Regions from separate parts of the Homo sapiens genome. Here region 2 is linked to region 1. A link is a loop called in an ENCODE intact Hi-C map of the cell type or tissue named here. Cell type or tissue: natural killer cell. All regions are shown on one strand. Links, peaks and the distances in the headings refer to the core of each region. The heading gives the core; the rest is flanking DNA.

The links. Peaks named below come from ENCODE experiments on the same cell type or tissue, not always from the same donor. Only the 100,000 strongest peaks of a DNase experiment are listed, where the experiment ranks them.
Region 2: it touches region 1 in a loop (23-fold over the local background); 6 of 110 quality-filtered maps call a loop at or near these places.

Annotation. Positions count from the first base shown.
Region 1 is chr10:49,406,362-49,409,267 of GRCh38, forward strand. No RefSeq gene overlaps it. Among named protein-coding and RNA genes, the nearest start is that of DRGX, 12 kb to the left of the region's middle. In natural killer cell, for the core only: CTCF peaks have their summits at 1,344 (motif pointing right) and 1,548; a DNase peak (open chromatin) is centred at 1,390; H3K27me3 peaks cover 205 bases.
Region 2 is chr10:49,605,874-49,608,779 of GRCh38, forward strand. No RefSeq gene overlaps it. Among named protein-coding and RNA genes, the nearest start is that of SLC18A3, 3.0 kb to the right of the region's middle. RefSeq lists a silencer at 1,110-1,404 and an enhancer at 2,774-2,906. In natural killer cell, for the core only: no CTCF peak of the experiment used is centred there; a DNase peak (open chromatin) is centred at 1,248; H3K27me3 peaks cover 966 bases.

The sequences.
Region 1 (2,906 bases), core at 321-2,820:
TGAATGTATTTTTTAAGTGCTTTGTTTATGGCTGACTTTCCTTTTATTATGCTCTTCAGAAAAAGTTGTCTAAAGGAAAATCAATCAATCAATGAATTAAATGTTTAAAAAAATTTTAACGAAGGACATAAGACAAAAAATTAAAACTAGCAGTGGGAGGTGGCTCATGCCTGTAGTCCCAGCACTTTGGGAGGCTGAGGCAGGCCCAGGAGTTCCAGACAAGCCTGGACAACATGGCAAAACCCCATCTGTACAAAAAATACAAAAATTTGCTGGGCTAATTTTTGTTATTTTCTTAAAATAAATTTTCAGTAGATACATGATCTGATCAAAGAATAAGCATATTGCAGATGCCTCAAATTACTCACAGTCCTTCCTATTTCTGTGAAAGCCCATCAGTGACCATTGGCATGCAAGTATTTTTCTCTTCATCTTCACTTCCACCTTGAGCAACCTTCAGCTCCCCCTCCTTAACCAAGTGGCCCATCCTCTTGGGTGGTGAGACACCCACGAGCACAGCTCCATGTGGAAAACTACATCCATCATGCAAATCCCAGAGGCCTCTGAGTCAGCCACTCTAGTCAGTGGTGGCAAAGTTAGAGCCAGGCAGGGTCTCAGGGACGGCCTGGGATGTTGGACACTTATGTGAGGACCCAGGCCAGGGACAGAGGTCTGTAGGAAAGCCCTGAGCCTCCAGATAGATGCTTCAGTAAAGAGGCTGGCTGGGGGAAGAGGTCATAAGCAGGTAGCCCAAAGCTAAAGGTCTCTGGGGTGGAGCTGGAAGCCTGTAGAGGCAGGTCCTAGGACAATCAGTCATGAGGTCAGGGGTCTGTTTTCCGTGGCCAGGAAAAAAGATACTCACAAGTTCAGATAGTAAAGGAGTCAAGGTCAAGGCTGCTGGCTGTTTCTCCCAGGCAGGGTCATCTAGCATGTGGCATATGGTGGTCCTCAGAGCCTCCCCTGAACCCGCTTGGCTCCTCCCACGGTCTCAGAGGGCTGTCAGCAGCAGATGGGGCTCTCTGCCTACAGCCCTACAGAGAGACTCCTCAGTGGCCATACTTTCTGGGTCACTGGACAGAACTATAAACTCCATAAAAATGTAAATTCAGAGTAGTAACCACTGCCTCCGAGGGAGCACAGGGGAAACAGTGGGAAGCCAGGTAGCCTGCCACCAATCGTGGGAAAAGGGAAGTGGGGGCAGGGAGGGGTCTCTGCATCCCCAACATTCTCCCAGCTCAACTTCCTCAGACTGGGCTGAGAAGAGGCATTAACCTACTTGGTACTTTCTGAAACAGCTGCTGCTGTCCTGAAGTTGCACAGAGCCACCCAGCCCAGAATCATCCTCACTGATTTCAGCCAGAGCCAACAGCTGCCACCAGGTGGCACCAAACTGCAGACGGAGTAGCTCCTTTTCCGCTGGAGAGAGCTTCATGTGGATGGCAGGAGCCAGGGCCAATCTGGGTGTTCCTGCTCCTACTAAGGCCCTGGAACAGCCTGGGGTATCAGAAATTGCAAATGCCTGCTGGGTGGAGAATGGATGGATAGGTGGGTGGATGGAAGGAGGAAGGAGGAATGAAAAAATGGATGGATGAAGGGACAGATGATGGAGTTCATTCTACCTCCCTAGCCCCACAGTAGCTGGGCACCCCTTCTCCTTTAGGTGGGCACCACAGGTGAAGCTGGAGATGTGCCCTGGACCTCACAACTCCAACTCAAGAATATGTCCTCCCAGGTGCCTCTGCCTCTAGCTCCACCTGAGGTACACAGCCTGGAGAGAGGGCCTTTATTGAATAAATTAGTGGGGACAAGGTCTGCCTTCTGTGTCAGGGGGTAGAGAGCAAGAGGTCACTGGGGTGTCCTCACACTCTGCATCACACCGGGGGCAGTCGGGGAGAAAACCCATTCCTGTACCCCGTTCCCACTCCAGCCTGGCCAGACACCATCACCCACCTTCCCACCAGTCCTTGCCCTTCCCACTGTCTGGAAAGCTGCCCCTGGGTGGCCTTCAAGACTCTGGCCCTCACTTCATCCTAATCTCGGCTTAAAGTCTTCTCTTCAAGAGAAGACTTCCGAGACGAAAGAAGCCCAATTCTCGTCCCCACTACTCTCCACCTTTATTCTTGCTTTGGTTTCCTGCTTAGCTGTTAAGTCCTTCTCAAATGCTTTATTGGCACATGCTTGGTGTCTGTCTCAGTGCTCTCATGCAAGCTCCACGGTGCACCCTGGCTTCTAGAACAGCACCTGGCATGCAGCATTTTGTTACGTAAATGAGCCCCAGCTCCCCTACTGGCTGGACCAGCAATAGGCAGCCCCTGGTCCCCATGGCTACCCCCAGCCGGACTCCCCTCCACCAGGAGAGTTCATTATCCCTGAGAAGTTCACCGTTGCAGTAAAAAGGCGACACCTCCTTAATTACCCTGCTAATTACAAGTCCTGTAGTCCTCAACTGTGCACCAACACCGTTGCAAATCTCATTTCCTTGCAAAGTCCAGGATAAACAAATCCAATATATTTTGTTTTAATTATTGCTGTTTAATGGACCATAATGAAACTATAGTGAGGGTGCACAAAAGGAGATCATTTGGAGTATCCACCTGTGCAGGTCCAGTGGTGAGTGGGAGCCTCGATGTTCAGGTTTCATTTACCGTAATCCCAGCTGCCTCTCTGTGCCCAGAAATCCCATCACTTATTTATCGGCCTTGCCTTTGGCTCTGAGCCCGCCACCAGGGCAGGATGTCTGCCCTCCTGGAGAGCAATCTAAAACCCGAGGACCTCGGGGATGGTGGAATTTCTCCACATGCCAGGTGCCTGGATTTGACAAGCCACACAAAAAGGCATTTTGTTTTATCTCAGGGTTTTTTCTTTTTTCCATTTTTACAGGCTAAAACAGTTTATCATACATATAT
Region 2 (2,906 bases), core at 256-2,755, 200 kb after region 1:
GTTCCTTTGAATCTGAGAATATATGACTGGGGAAGCCTAAATTAATTAAATGATGCTGAGGCCCGCCTGAGCCGGTGCACAGGGGATGGGTTATGGAGCCCTGAGCAAACTGCACCCCTAGCCCCCAGTGCTGGAATCCAGAGAGGCTCATGAGCTCGATTGGAACGAAGCCTGTGCTTAAGTGCTTCCAGAGAGACAAAGAAATAATAAATCAGGAGCAGGTGCCCCACCCACACACTGCCATCACCAACACCAGCCTGCTTCTCCACAGAAATACAGTGGTTTCACCTCTCTGGAACCAGATGTTTCAGGGAAGCAACAAATGGCAAAGCCCTGGAAATGACATGGCCCCACAACCTTCTCAGAAATGAGGCCAGGCTGGGCTGGCACCTCCATCCACAGCAGCACCCCACCACCACAACCCACCCAAGACCTCCAAACACCCCCTAGACCTCACCCAGGCACTGGTGCAGCATGGCTATCCTTCCACCCCTCCCAAACTCCCACACACCAGGACTCCCCCATCCCCAGCAAGCCCCCCTCCCCTGACAGGGCACTGATCCAGCAAGGAAGAAATTTTAGTCCATCAGACTGTGGACACAGTTGTATCTTGTGGATAAAATGAGAAGAAGTGTTGTCAGCTAGAAATCACCAATTTGTCTCTATCCATATAAAATAATAACAATTAAACTCCTACTAGGTATCAAGCATTGGGCTAGACATGTTCAAGTGAGCTATCTCGCAGTCTTTAGCCATCCTGCAGCAGGGCCACATGGTGGCTGGGAGCAGGAAGCTGGAACTAAATCACCTGCATGGGAATCCCATCTTTACCACTTGTGAGCTCTCTGACTGAATACATTACTTTACCTAAGTGTCTTTGCCTATAAGAAAGTAATATGAAGGTTGGTGAGAGAATTCAATGAGTTAGTGCTTATCAAATGCTTAGAACGGTGCCTGATGCCTTATAAGCTCTACTATGTGTCTAGTAAATACGTTCCTTCCTTCCTCTACTCATTCAACTTTAATTGAGTACCAGATATGAACGCTGCCCTAACAGCTGCTATTTCTGGTTGAGAAAGGAGAGAAAAATGCTTCCGTTTTCTCCTACAGGATTGGACAGGAAGTTCTCTGTTGCCTGCAAGTTATGCTCAGATAGAGGAGTCCGGAAAGGAATTTACCAAGCGTTCAAGTGAAGAGGAAGCCAGAGGGGCGGGGCCTCCGTGGGAGGCTTCTTGGTTGCGGTGGGGCCGGGGCCAGCACCCTGGACAGCTCCCGGCGGCTGGCGGGGAGAAGAGGCTTTGCCAGGTCCCATCTCGGCTCAGACCCTCCCGTAGCCTTTTGCTGCAGGGGCCTGACGCCTCCTTGCAACCCCGGCACTCCCGTATTTGGAGCCACGATGGATTGGGGGGGCGTTGCCCTCTGATCTGAAAGTTAGAGAATGAGGGAGTTTAGTGTCTTTGGAGCCTCCTTAGGGAGCCAGCCCAGGACCTTCCTCCTCCCATGGGTCTTGATCTGCTCCTCACCCCTACACTGCCAGCGTGCGGCCACCTTGGAGATGGAGCAGCAGGAGCACGACGCCGTGCCGGGAATAGGGAAGCAGTGTGAGGACCACAAGACAGGTCCCCCAGCCTGGGTTTAATTCCAGGATCTGCTGCTGGGAGCTTGGGCAAGCACCCAGCATCTCCACGCCCAGCTTCCTCACCTGATAAGACCAGGGGAATAGCACCTACACTGCACCAGGATTGCAGGAGAATGGAGTAAAACAGCACACACAATACTCCTGGCACAAAGCAAGTAATAAATGAGTGTGCCTCCTGCCATACAGGAACCGAGGACTGGAGAGCTAGTCATGAGCCCAGAGATACCTGGCTTCATGCTCAGGAACAGCCATGTGGGCCAGAGGGCTGGAGATGTGGTCTGCACCTTGAAGGCCCTGGGAAAGTTCCTGTCCTCTATGATTCCTCTGTTCTTCAGCCACTAGACATAAAAAAAAATTGTCCTTCAAGTCCTCCTTCCTCCTTTCTTTAATCAGACAGGGGAAATAGCATGTGCATAAATAATAATTGTTTTGTAGGCTGGGAGACTGCCCCTTTAAGAGCCTCATAATGGGAGAGTCAGAAGAGCCCAGAGGTCTCAAACGGAAATGACTGGAGAACCAGCAAGTGGCATAAGTGTGTGAAGTCAGCTGGGGCGAGATTGGGATGTGCTGGAGAGTGTGCATGTACTGACGAAAGGCCATCAAATACAATTTAAAATAATTAGCCCACTCCAAAGAGTCTTCTGCAGCACGCACTTCTGCTAAGGGCTGCAGTGAGTGGGCTCTCACCTCAACCTGAACCAGACGGAGGCTGAGGCTGGGCCCCACTGAGGGGCTGTGACTTGCCCAAGGTCATCCAGGGCCAGGCCTGTGCCCACATTGGGACTCTTTTCCTCCCTCAGACAGAGGGCACTTCAGTCACTGCAGAGCAGGTGGCAGCAGCCCTTCAGTGGATGAGTTTCTCCTTTCCCAGGGTGACTGGGTGGGTGAAGGAATTGAGCAACAGGTGGCCAGGCTGCCGCCTCTCACCCTGACACATTGGTCCCCATCCCCTCATCCTACAGCCATCTCAGGGACAGATGGAGACATTCCAATGCCCTCCGGGTCCTCCACCAACCCAGACAGAGCCTGGAGTCACAATGCCCACCTAGCCAGAGGGATCAGCCAGCTAGCCAAGTGCCCCCTGTGTCTTTCATCTGTTCTTCACAAGACCCACAAGTGAAAAATGAGGATAAACCGCACATTCTACACACGATAACAACATAGCAAGTCCTTATACTGCTCTTACTGTGTGCCCGGCCCCCTTAGCAGTAGGTACTATTATTATTCAATTTTACAAAGAAACTAACTGAGGGACAGAGAGGCAAAG